2 separate regions of the Homo sapiens genome follow, and region 2 is linked to region 1. Evidence: chromatin contacts called from ENCODE Hi-C or POLR2A ChIA-PET data. All regions are on one chromosome and are shown on one strand. Each heading gives the region's core, a stretch centred on a gene start or an enhancer-like site at or near the end of the contact. The rest is flanking DNA. Distances are from core to core; before and after follow the strand shown. Region 1 overlaps RAB10 (RAB10, member RAS oncogene family). Region 2 holds the start of HADHB (hydroxyacyl-CoA dehydrogenase trifunctional multienzyme complex subunit beta).

What was found. Hi-C counts contacts between places; a loop is a spot of excess contacts on that map. ChIA-PET counts read pairs that join two places held with the same protein, here RNA polymerase II (POLR2A). Pooled maps may share reads with other maps.
Region 2: a loop to region 1 is called in a map of CD4-positive, alpha-beta T cell, with 5 times the contacts of the local background. The contact joins the promoter of HADHB here to the enhancer-like site in region 1. A Hi-C loop is called at or near these places in 3 of 168 maps with a recorded cell type or tissue (CD4-positive, alpha-beta T cell, dorsolateral prefrontal cortex and sciatic nerve), 1 of 37 single-sample maps with no recorded cell type and 9 of 50 pooled maps. POLR2A ChIA-PET finds 5 or more read pairs at or near these places in 4 of 52 experiments (H1, K562, WTC11 and 1 more).

The regions. Positions count from the first base shown.
Region 1 is chr2:26,082,794-26,089,402 of GRCh38, forward strand. All of the region lies in intron 1 of RAB10 (RAB10, member RAS oncogene family), which reads left to right. The region is part of intron 1 of LOC105374333 (a long non-coding RNA gene); the gene reads left to right. Among named protein-coding and RNA genes, the nearest start is that of RAB10, 52 kb to the left of the region's middle. Within about 2 kb of position 3,543, at least 5 of the 41 ENCODE cell types and tissues checked have a DNase peak (open chromatin) inside an H3K27ac peak, as active enhancers do.
Region 2 is chr2:26,242,231-26,248,839 of GRCh38, forward strand. It overlaps HADHB (hydroxyacyl-CoA dehydrogenase trifunctional multienzyme complex subunit beta), which reads left to right and starts at 2,709. Exons shown (of 16, transcript NM_000183.3): 1 at 2,709-2,760. It overlaps HADHA (hydroxyacyl-CoA dehydrogenase trifunctional multienzyme complex subunit alpha), which reads right to left and starts at 2,402. Exons shown (of 20, transcript NM_000182.5): 1 at 2,300-2,402. The coding sequence starts at 2,366. RefSeq lists enhancers at 218-758, 2,244-2,924, 2,779-2,878, 3,737-4,464.

The sequences.
Region 1 (6,609 bases), core at 2,293-4,792:
ACCTATCCCTAATGAACATAGAGATTTTTTTCAAGAACATAATAATTATTAACTAAATAATTGCAAACCAAATCCAGGAATTTATGAAAAGAATAATACATCATGACTCAAATGGACTTTATTCCAGGAATGCAAGGTTGGTTTCACATTTAAAATCAAAGTAATTAGCTGCCTTAATGGAGTAAAGAAGAAAAATCATACCATCATAGTAGGCATAGACAAAGCATTTGATGAAATACACCTCATGATAACTCAGGAATCTAGGAACAGGAACATTTGTTTAATGTGCTAAATTTTGTACAGTTAACACACTTTAATGGCAGAGCATTTAGTCTAGAGCTTCCTAAGGTCAAATAAAGAACAACAGTATATTAGAGGTTGTAGATAATAAAATAAAGCAAGAGAAATAAGTCAGAAGATGTAAACGTGCCTTTATTTAGACTGTGTTGTTATATACATAGAAAATCCTAAATAACCTACCTTCTCCACAAAAAAAGAGCAACTAGAATTAATAAGTGAATGTAACAGGTTGCAGGATACAAGGTCAGTGTACCAAAACCAATTGTATTATTTTTCTTTTTTCTCTTTTCTCTCTTCTCTCCCCTCCCCTCCCTTCCCCCTCAGCTTTCCCCTCTTCCCTCCCCTCCCCCAAAACCTTCCCCTCCTTTCTCCTTTCCTTCCCTGTACTTTCCTTTTGTCTCACTCTGTCACCCAGGCTGGAGTGCAGTGGCACCATATCAGCTCACTGCAACCTCCGCCTCCCAGGTTCTAGCAATTCTTATGCCACAGCCTCTGCAGTAGCCGGGATTACAAGTGTGTGCCACCACACCCGGTTAATTTTTTGTATGCTAGTAGCTGGGATTACAGGTGTGTGCCACCACACTGGGCTAATTTTTTGTATCTTTAGTAGAGACTGGGTTTTGCTGTGTTGGCCAGGCTGGTCTCGAACTCCTGGCCTCAAGTGATCTGCCCACGCCGGCCCCACAAAGTGCTGGGATTACAGGCGTGAGCAGCTGCACCTGCTTAATCAATTGGAGTTCTGTGTTTAGCAGCAAACAATGAGAAAATGAAATGTAAAAATATATTATTTACAATAGCATCCAACAAATGAAAATGAAATGGGGATAAATTTTAAAAATATATGCAAGGCTTAGACATGGAAAACTACAAAATATCGCTGAGAGAACTAAAGACAGCCCAAATAAAGAGAGCTATACCGTATTCATGGATTAGAAGGCTCACATCACTCTGCTCAAAATGCTCCCTGTGTTTCTTGAACATGCCAAACATATTTGCATGTCAAATCCATTGTACTTGTTATTTTCTCTGCCTGGAACACTCTCCCCAAATAGTCACATGGCCTGTTCCCTTACCTTAAGGTCTTTGCTCAAATATCTCTCAGTGCGTCATTCCTTGACCACCTCATATAAGATAGCTCTTCCTCCTGTTCTTGTTCATAGGATTTATTATTACTAACATCAGAGATTTGAAATTGGGGGGAATGGGTAATACCCTTTCATAAGTTCCCCCAACAGAAGGACTTTGCCTTATTCATTGCCAAGTGTGTAGTAAGTGTGGTTTACCCTACTGAAACTCATGTTACTATAATGTGAATTAGCTTATAGCCAATTGTTAAAAAGTGAATGATATCGCAATAATGAGGAAATCATGTTGGGTCATATGTGCTTTTCCCTAGTGTATTATGTTTTGGTACATGGTACACCATGTTTTGGTACATGGTACGTGTTTTTGGTACATGGTATACCAAGTACATTATTATTACAGTTGATTGCAGCAGTATGTCCCAGAGGAATACAAAAGTGTGCACATGGAATTCATCCCTCAGCCTTGCCATTGGTACAGTTTGGCCAAGGGAAGTTTATAAGGTTCTATGTAATTTTTGTACATTTTACCCCTTCAGTTTCAGTCGTTATATCCCTTTTCATCGAGTTACCTTCATCTTTTTTAAGGGTAAAATTCGATACTTATGGTTGCTTCTTTATTAAGAATTCATGTATTTTTAATAGTGCTAGTATTTTTAGTTTTCTGGACAAAGTTGCTTATGAGTAACTACCTCAAACCTAACTTTTCTTATAAGCCTGATTATTTTTAATTTGTGATTTTGCAGAACTAAAGGGTTATTTAGGAATGTGTATATTGCATTGTACTAGAAATGCTTGTATTATCCCCAGTTACAACTAGTCTCTTAGTTGTAGTTGGCAAAAGTTCAATTTAGCTTTGATTCTGTCACCCAGAATTTTTCAGTATCAAGGAACTTCTTCCATCTCAACCCATTTCAGAAATCAAAATGAGTGGAGCTACAGCATGTGGCAAAAGGAATAATGGATAAAATAATTGGACTTCATCAAAATGAACTCTTGTGCATCAAAGGGCATATTAAAGTGAAACAACAGGCCGGGGGCAGTGACTCACGCCTGTAATCCCAGCACTTTGGGAGGCAGAGGCGGGTGGATCACTTGAGGGCAGGAGTTTGAGACCAGCCTGACCAACATGGTAAAACCTCATCTCTACTAAAAATAAAAAAAATTAGCTGGGTGTGGTGACGCGCGCCTGGTATTCTGGCTACTTGGGAGGTTGAGGCAGGAGAATCGCTTGATCTGGGAGGCAGAGGTTGTGATGAGCTGAGATTGCGCCACTGCACTCCAGCCTGGGTGGCAGAGCAAGACTGTGTCTCAAAAAAAAAAAAAAAAAAGTTATGCAAAAAGACAGCACTTTCAGGTCACCAGCTTGACCTTCTTCCAAGTGTATTTTCCTTCGCTTTGTTCCTGCTCTAAAGCTTTTTAATAAACTTTCACTCCAGCTCTAAAAAAAGAAAAGAAGTAAAAAGACGGTACAGAATGGAAGAAAACATTTGCAAGTCATGTATCTGATCAAGATTAAGATTCCAAAATATATAAAGAGACTGGGCACAGTGGCTCACACCTGTAACCCCAGCACTTTGGGAGACTGAGGCGAGTGGATCACCTGAGGTCGAGAGTTCGAGACCAGCCTGACCAACATGGAGAAACCCTGTCTCTACTAAAAATACAAAAAAATTAGCTGGGCATGGTGGCGCATGCCTGTAATCCCAGCTACTTGGGAGGCTGAGATAGGAGAATCACTTGAACCCAGGAGGCAGAGGTTTCAGTGAGCTGAGATCACACCATTGCACTCCAGCCTGGGCAACAAGAGCAAAACTGTCTCCAAAAAAAAAAAAAAAAAAAGGGGGGGGGCAAAGGGGCCCGATGCGGTAGCTCACGCCTGTAATCCCAGCACTTTGGGAGGCTGAGGAGGGTGGATCACCTGAGGCCAGGAGTTCAAGACCAGCCTGTCCAACATGACAAAACCTCATCTCTACTAAAAATACAAAAAAAAGTAACTGAGTCTGGTGGCAGTCCCCTGTAATCCCAACTACTTGGGAGGCTGAGGCTGCGGTGAGCTGAGCTTACACCATTGTACTCCAGCCTGGGCAACAAGAGCGAAACTCTGTCTCATAAAAAATGGGCAAAGGACTTGTGGAGTTCAAAGACGTACAAGTGATCAACAAACACATGGAAAGTTCTCAACATCATTAGTCATTAAAGAAATGCACATAAAAAACCACAATGAGGTATCATTTCCTACCCACTAGGATGGCTATTTAAAAACACAAAAGGAAAGTAACAAGTATGATTGAGGACGTGGAGAAATTGGAGCCCTTATACGTTGCTCATGTGAATGTAAAATGGTACAGCCACCATGGCAATTCCTTAAAAAGTTAAACTAAGGTTTCCCATGTGACTCAGCAGTTCCACCTGTTGTGTATGCCCAAAAGAATTGAAAACAGATACTCAAATACATGTATATGCATATTCATAGCAGCTCTATTCATAAAAGCCAAAAGGTGGAATTTAACAGCTCTATTCATAAAAGCCAAAAGGTGGAAACAATTTAGATTTCCATCAGGAGATGATTGGATAGACAAATTATGGTGTACGCATACAGTGGAGTATTATTCAGTCATAAAAACGGTATACTAATATGTGCTGCATAATACGGACGGACCTTAAACATACTAAGTGAAAGAAGCCAGACACAAAAGCTAACATGTTGTTTGCTTCTATTTCATGAAGTATCCAAAATAGGTAAATCCACTGAGACAGAATACAGATGAGTGGTTTCCAGGGACTGGAGGGGAGGGGAGAATGGGAAGCTGCTGAATGGATATGGGGTCGTTTTGAGGTGATGAAAACATGTTGCAACTATTTAGAGGTGGAGGTTACACAACATTATGAATTGTTCACTTTATTTTTTCTTTTTTTTTGTTCGCTTTAAAGTGGTCAGTTTACTGTGAATTTTACCTCAAAAAATAAAAATGAACAGAACTTAGTGTAGGTTAAAAGCATGCATGGTATGAATCAGACATGGTACTGAATACTGGTTCTGCCATCTGTTAATCCTGCAACTTTAAGTAAATTACCTTGAACTCCCTGTTTTATAAAATAGGCATATTGGTACTCTCAGGATTTTTATGAATAGTGAGACAGTATATGTGAAATGCTTAGCACTCTTAGTAATTACCTAGTAAACATTAGTATTACTGCTGTTATTGCTGCTGCTGCTGCTGTTGTTGGTGTTACTATTATTATGACGAATTTTCGCTCTCGTTGCCCAGGCTGGAGTGCAATGGCGCAATCTCGGCTCACCGCAACCTCTGCCTTCTGGGTTCAAGTGATTCTCCTGCCTCAGCCTCCCTGGTAGCTGGGATTACAGGCGCCTGCCACCATGCCCAGCTAATTTTTGTATTTTTAGTAGAGACGGGGTTTCACCAGTTGACCAGGTTGGTCTCAAACTCCTGACCTCAGGTGATCTGCCCACGTTGGTCTCCCAAAATGCTGGGATTACAGGTGTGAGCCACCACGCCCAGCCTTTCTGCTGTTACTTTTTATTTTATTCCTCATTTGCAGAAAGGAAATAATACTATGAACTAGGATTATCCTGAGGTTTTAATGAGTTAATCCATGCAAAGATCTTCTAACAGTGCCAGGCACATTGTAAAATGTTAACTACGCTGTTACTATTATTACACAAAAGGATCTTTAGAGGAAACTTTCACATTCTACATTTTCACATCTGCATACAGATAAAGAAACAAATACCCATATTGGAAAATGACCTTTTCAAAATGTATACTGTTAGTAACAAAGCTAAGACTAGAACCTGGTCTTGAAATCCAATGCCTAAGCGGCATTCAAACGATACAGGTGTATGATTATTTCCTTTCCAGGTAGGTGGAAAACACTTGATTTTCACTTGTTAAAAACCCCAGAAATGGATCATTTAACTATAAATGATGGTTTGGTTATTTGGTTGGTTGGTTCTGCCTGCATTAATTACTGTGTATTGATAAGTCATCAGAAGCCAAGCTCTGGAAAACTGATAGAGTGGCTAGAGGTTGCAGTTACTCCTCTTGCCACTGGATGGTGCTTCTGCAACATCATTAAGGCAGATATGGTGGCTGATACTGTTTTTCTCTTGAGCAGCTAAAAATTGAAATACTCTTGAGCTGGGCCCTAGGAATCTGTAAAAAGTGAGAATTTCCTTTAGTGTGTTTTTACATAAGCAAAACCAAAAAAGGAATCACTGTTTGGATCAAACCCTGTGATTTCTGTGCTAATTTAGCAAATGGTAATGTTGCAGGAGAGTCTGATTATTTCTTCTGACAGAATTTCAGAGGGTGGTAGGCTTTTCTAGCATCTCTTATTAGCTGAGCTATTGACTTTCCTCTCATCTCTCAATTTTATAAGCTTTTCCACCCTGTTCATCTTTAGTTTAACTTGTCCCCCCACCAAGTTGGAGTCTTGCGAATCTTGCTCTGTCGCCCAGGCTGGAGTGCAGTGGTGCGATCTCGTCTCACTGCAACCTCCCCCTCCCCGGTTCAAGTGATTCTCAAGTGATTATCCTGTCTCAGCCTCCTGAGTGGCTGGGATTACAGGCGCCCGCCACCATACCCAGCCAATTTTTGTATTTTTAGTAGACACAGGGTTTCACCGTGTTGGCAAGACTGGTCTCGAACTCCTGACCTCGTGATCCGCCCACCTGGGCCTCCCAAAGTGCTGGGATTACAGGCATGAGCCACCATGCCCGGCTTATCTTCAGTTTTTCTTAGGTGTTTGCATGTGGGTATATAGGGTGGGGGAGGGTGGAAAGTACACACTAATGAAACCATGATATTTACTTGAAAAAAGTTTAGCGCTATGAAAGTTGTGTTTGAATGTGACTACAGGAGAAAAACTGGAGGGAATAAGACTGGAGAGGTGGCTTGGGGCCATGCTCAGAAATATATTTATTCATAGAGAGTGATGATTGAGGCCGGGCACGATGGCTCATGCCTGTAATCCTAGCATTTTGGGAGGCCAAGGTGGGTGGATCACTTGAGGTCAGGAGTTCAAGACCAGCCTGGCCAAAATGGTGAAACCCTGTCTTTACTAGAAACAAAAATTAGCCGGGCATGATGGTGGGTGCCTGTAATCCCAGCTACTCAGGAGGCTGAGGCAGGAGAATTGCTTGAACCCAGGAGGTGGAGGTTGGAGTGAGCAGAGATTGCGCTGCTGCACTCCAGCCTGGGCG
Region 2 (6,609 bases), core at 1,459-3,958, 160 kb after region 1:
TCTCATTAAATGTTTGGCAAAGCCTTGCACAGACTTTTACTGTGAAGGATCTATTGAGTCTAAATAGTAATATAAGGGTGCAGGTCATTTTAAATTCACTTTCCAGACTTTTTTTCAAAATTTATAAATTGCTATTAAGGGATCAGTAACTACAACGAATGATACTTTCTTACTGGTGAAAACACAATGCAAAGTATATATTTATGTGTCTATATATTTCTATACAGAAAACAGAAAAATTAGGTTGGTAGCTTTTTATTACACACATAAGATGTACAAATTACTTTTAAAAACTCTCAGATATATACAATCGTATTTCTTCCAGGCTGGAGTTAATAATATTTACTGAGTGCTTACTCCATGAAAAACTGCTTGATATCTAAAATAACTCCTTTTCATCACACAAGGTGGTATTATTCCCCATTTTACAAATGAGAAAACAAACACAGAAATTAATTGCCCAAGGTCATCAGAGGGTAAAAGGCAGAGCCAGGTCCAAACCCAGAAGTCAGACTCCAAACAATGTTTTTTTTGTTTGTTTGTTTGTTTTTGAGACGGAGGACCAGGCTGGAGTGCTGTGGCGCGATCTCGGCTCACTGCAAGCTCCGCCTCCCGGGCTCACGCCATTCTCCTGCCTCAGCCTCCCGAGTAGCTGGGACTACAGGCGCCCACCAACACGTCCGGCTAATTTCTTGTATTTTTAGTAGAGACGGGGTTTCACCGTGTTAGCCAGGATGGTCTCGATCTCCCGACCTCGTGATCCGCCCGCCTGGGCCTCCCAAAGTGCTGGGATTACAGGCGTGAGCCACCGCACCCGGCCCAAACAATGTTTATTAATTGCTCTGTCATGCTACTTCTCATGCAAAGGAAATCCATCATCTCAATCATTCATTTTGCAGATGAGGAAAATAAAGCCCATTTAGTTTAAGGCATTTGTCCAAAGTAACACAGCTAGTGACTAGAACCACGTGCCCTGGCTACCACTTCCGAGTGACATCAGCTGCCGATCCATAAGAAATACCTTCAAACCAATGCAGGGGTAAGATAAAAATTACACGTTACTTTTCAAAAGTGTTGTGAAAATAGGGGAAAAAAACCACCAAACCTGTAAGGAAACATAACCGAAGGCTAACCGTAGGTAAGCATATGAGTAGTAAGACAATGGGTGATTCGTTTTTTTTTCATCTCTTTCCTCAATCCTTACAGCATTTCAATGTTCTATAATGTGCTTATGTTATAATTGGCAAATACATGCTACAGTTTTGTGGAGACTAAAAACAGCTGTTGAAAAAAGGGAGCAGAAAAATATTCAATCATTAAAAAAATCCCCTTACAGTAAGGGATTTCAGCTACTTGTCTAAAAAAAGCATACTACTTCAGCGGTTCCGGAAGAGGGAAGAGAGGTAATTCATATTACAAATTAAATTAAAAGTTAAAATTTCTAGTTAAGTAACTTATTAAGCACAACATGCAATAAAACGTTGTCCACTTTTGACTTTACAGATTTGGGATGGAAAGAAAATGCAACGTTTCCTACAACCACCCACTTTAACCCTTTCACTGCCAGTTTGAAAAGGAAAAACACTAGCTAATACAGGCTGACTGGGAATCATCAGATTACAAATCGTTCTCAGAACGATCTAACATTTTATTGCTTAAGGTAGAGGTATTAGCGTATTTTTAAAGTGTGTCTTCCAGTAAGTTGCAGAACTTCCCGCTGAAATTCAAAATACTATACGTTCACACTGACATTACTGAAACTGCAAGAGTTGAGCTCCCTACTTGATTGGGGTAGTAAGCACAAAAATGGTTTTGAGGGAACGGAGCAGGGAGGGGCAGTGATCTGCAAGGCTGATTAATCCCATACAAGACAGCGCTTGTTGCGGGGTAAGGTGCTGTTTTTAAGACAGCTCTTGTTGCGGGGCAAGGTGCTGTGGAGCCACAAAGATGCGACAGAATGGATCCCGATTCTCCTGGAACTCCGGATCAAGAAAATATGAGGGGCGTGAGCCCAGAAGTGCGACGCAAGAGACCCGCGGAAAGGTGACAGAACGAGTGGCACCAGACTCAGAAAGTTGGGGAGTTAGGAAGCCTGAAATCGCCGCAGGAGTCGTGAGAGGGGAAGTGACAGTCTCTTCAGAAGGTCACGGGAAACCGGGTCCCAGGGCAGTATCCCCACAGAGGGCTGCGTCTCCGGGCTGGGGCAGGCGGCAGCGAAAGGGAGACGCGGCTCCGGGGCCACCCCAGTCCCGGCAGGAGTTCTGCCCGGAGGTCTGGGATGCCCTCGGCCAGGCCTCACCTCGGGAGCGGAGGATCCTGAAGGCAGAAAAGCGGCTGAGGATGCCAATCGCCCGGCAGGCCACCATCTTGAGCTGAAGAGGACAGCAGTGGAGAGCGCCTCTAACGGGTGCGGCCGAGCGGAGGACTTTTCTCCCGTAGCCTGGCAGCCAGGCGCCTGGAGCACTGCCTGACTAAAACCCAGATGCCGAGTGGCCGCCGGCCCCTTAGCCCTGCCCCTCGCTCCTGGCTAACATGGCCGAAAGGTCGTATTCTCCGGGGGAGGACGGGGGCCCGGAGAGGAGGGGGTGGAGTGCCTGGTTTTCCAGTCAGGCGGCCGGAGGGCAGCCCTCAAGAACGGCCCTGACCGCCCGCGGGGTGAGGGGCCCTTTCTGGGCAGGACCCGCCCCTTGGTCCCGCAGAGCCTTGGTACTTGGACCTGAACCTTGCTCCGAGAGGGAGTCCTCGCGGACGTCAGCCAAGGTGAGACGGCGAGCCCTCAGCTCTCCGCCCGGGCTTTCCCAAAGGCGAGATTCCACTTCCTTCCCCGCAACTGTCGCCGGTGCCCCCGGCCCCCTCCCCTCCCTGGGAAAGTGGGAGTTGAGGGAGCGGAAGGAAACTCCTCGGACAAGGTCGGCAGTGCTAGCTGCAGTTAGGACAGTGACTTGGACTAGCGTTCCAGCTGAAGTTCGGGACAGTAGTGTCACCTGCGCCCTAATTTATCATCACAAGTTAACGAAGTCTGGGGGTGTGGGGGTGTGTGTGTGTGTGTGGGTGTGTGTGGGCGTGTGTGGGCGTCGGCCTTAATGTAACCCTGGTCTGCGTAGAAGTGTGTGTTGTTTCGCCTGCTTCCCCTGTACCCAGGTCGGCGGCTATAGAGATTGTGGACGGCGCCATGGGTTTGCCCGATTTCTGCTGTAAAGAATAAGACTAGGTCAGGTGACCTTTCGGGGCTTGAGTGTGGGAGGAACGGAGACAATCCTCCATCCGGCTCCGTTATCCAGATAATCCTGCGCTCTCGGGGGTTTTCCGATCTGGATGATTATCTATCTGGTCGTTCACACCTCAGCTCACTTAAGCGGTGAAGAAACTGCCTACGAATCAGAGAGAGTGATTTTACCCATGGCCATATGTAGTAGAAATAAGACTGGAGCCTAAGTCTACTAACTCCTAGTGAAGAGTTCTTCATTGCATGGTAGCTGTTTTTGTGCTGGAATGATGGGCTGGAGTCCTGGAATAAAGTGATTGATTTCAAAAGGAAGTCACATTGAGAGCCTGCTGTGCTCTGGTCACCTTCATACCTTTTTGTTTAGTCCTCACATTCCCCAAATTATTATCATTTGCATTTTCTAGATGAAGTTTGGGAAGCTCAGAATATATACATTTTCTAGTCTGTGACAGACCTAGCATTCAGACATAAGTCTGAGTCTCACTACTCGCCAGACTGACAGCTCTGCAGGACAGGAAACAAGGGGCATCGAAGTTAAGACTGAAATGAGTATAGAGACAGAGTAGAGAGGTTTCTGTTTAAAGCTCAAGTTGCATAGTGAGTGCTCATCATGTGAGCACTTTAAGCAGAAACTGGATGACCTGACCACTTCTGAATAAATTGCAAAAAGGATTCTTGATAATCTTACAAGGTTTTTACAGTTCAGAGCCTGCCTCCTGCCCATGTAATGCTTTCTTCAACACCTAACTGCGTGTAACACTTATTATTTAGGTCAGAAGTGGTAAATTTTGTTGTTGTTGTTAAAGGTCCAGACAGTAAATAGTTCAGGATTTGCAGGATCACTTTGGTCTCTGTTATATATTGTTTCTTTTGTTTTGTTTTGTTTACAACTTTTTTTTTTTTTTGAGACAGTTTTGCTCTTGTTGTCCAGGCTGGAGTGCAGTGGCGCGATCTTGGCTCACTGCAGCCTCCTCCCGGGTTCAAGTGATTCTCCTGCCTCAGGCTCCCGAGTAGCTGGGATTACAAGCGCACACCACCACGCCGGGCTAATTTTTTGTATTTTTAGTAGAGACGGGGTTTCACCATGTTAGCCAGCCTGGTCCCGAACTCCTGACCTTAGGTGATTCGCCCACCTCTGCCCCCCAAAGTGCTGGGATTACAAGTGTGAGCCACCACGCCCGACCTTACAACTCTTTAAAAATGTGAAAAACTATTTTTAGCTAGAGGCCCGTGTGTTGTAGTTTGCCAATCCCTGATTTAGATCACTCATTTGGCTCCATTTTTTTGCTCCCTGTGCTTTCTCTACAAAACTAAGCTCCATCAGGGCAGAAATGTTATAATGTTTCTTTGATCCCTAAGCACTTTAGTCCAATGGTTTATATAGAGGGAAACAGTACATTTGTATCACCATCTCTACTGGTAATAGCAAACACAGGTATACCCCTAACTGTGTATCAAGCACTGTTTTAAGTGGTGTGTGCACGTGGGTGTGCGTGCGTGTGTGTGTGTGCGCGTGCGCGTCCTATGTGGTTAAGTAACTGGCTTAAAGTCATACAGCTAGGGTGAATCAGGATTTGGACATAGTCTGGCTTTAGTTCTCTTAACCATTACGTTGTGTTTCAAAGTTGTAATAATGAGCTGTTAGAGCCACCCCATCTTGCTTTTGTTTTCATTACTTGCCTAGACTCTTCTTCCTTTCCCTTGCTCCCAGGTGCCTGCAGCTTCGTGTATCTTTCCATAGTTCACACCTTACTCAGGCTTACCCTAACCAACTCGATCCTACCCTACCCTACCCTGGAGTTTCCATGCTTTGAATATTTTTACCAAAATTTCTGTTTTCTGAAGTTTAGCAAATGACAGAAAGGTCAGCTCTGCTATAGGATAATTTGCTTAGTCCCTCTTACTTTTGAAATCTCTATTTTTTATTAACTATTGAAGGAATACATATTCCATGTAATTTTTTATTCAGAAACTACAGAAAAGTCTAAAGAAAATCTGTAATTCCACCACCCGGAGATAACTACTTTTAACATTTTGATGTGTATTTTTCTGGACTTTTTAAAATGCATTTGTATATTTGTATATATTTATATAAGATATTGATGTACAGTCGGCCCTTGGTATCTGTGAGTTCTACATCCTCAGATTCAACCAATGTCTGAGTGAAAATGTAGTTAGGCCTACAGTGGTTTCATTTGTCCTGAACATGTACAGACTTTTTTTCTCATCATTATTCCCTAAACGATACAGCATAACGACTATTTACATAGATTTACATTGCATTCGGTATTGTAAGTAGTCTAGAGATGATTTAGAGTATGCATGAGGATGTGTGTAGGTTCTTTGCAAATAAATACTATGCCATTTTATGTAAAGGACTTGAGCATCCTTGAGGTTTGGTATCTGAGGGGGGTTCTGGAACCAATCCCCCTTGGATACTGAGGAACAACAGTATATATAGATTTTAAATAAAACTAGAATTATGCATAAGTAAAATGCTTATTTTAAAAAAATTAAAGAGAACAGAAGAATATTAAATAAAAGCCTTTCTTTATCCTTCCATGTCTAGACTCATAGCTTCAGGGACTTTCTTTTCTCTTTCTCTCTTTCTGTCACAAAATGGTTGTTGTAGTAGGGTTTACTTACCCATTTCCCTATTTTCCAGTTATTCTAATCTATTATTCTAATTTCTAATACACATTGTTCTGTAGCTTGCTTTTTCATTTAATATATATTATGGACATTTTTCCATGTCAGTATATATACATGTACATCATTTTGTTTCATTTTCTTTTCCAAACTGCCAAACAGTATTCCATGGTGTGTTTATACTATAACTTACTTAACTGTTTCCTACTGATGTGCATTTAGATTAGTTACGGTTTTCCACAAATATAAACAGTGCTATAGTGAACACCTTGAGTATTTCTTTTTTTTTTTTTGAGACGGAGTCTCGTTCTGTCTCCTAGGCTGGAGTTCAGTGGCGTAAGCCACCACCCCTGGCCCACCTTGAGTATTTTACGCTAGAGACCTATATATGCTATACATACATTTTGAATATTTCTATAGGTTAGAGACCAATAAAAGGCATTATTGGACTCAAAAATTCACATTTTAAATTCTGATCTATAACTACAAAATTGTCATCCCAAAAGGCCTTAGCATTTTACATGTCTTCTAGTGTATGGAAGTGCCTATTTAGTTAGATGCATTCTTACTAGAATTATATATTAACCATATTTTCAATGTTTGCCAATCTGAAAACCACAAAATGATACCTTGCTTTGATTTAAAAAACAACAACAACAACAACAAAAAGGCTGGGCGCAGTGGCTCATGCCTGTAATCCCAGCACTTTGGGAGGCAGAGGCGGGCGGATCACC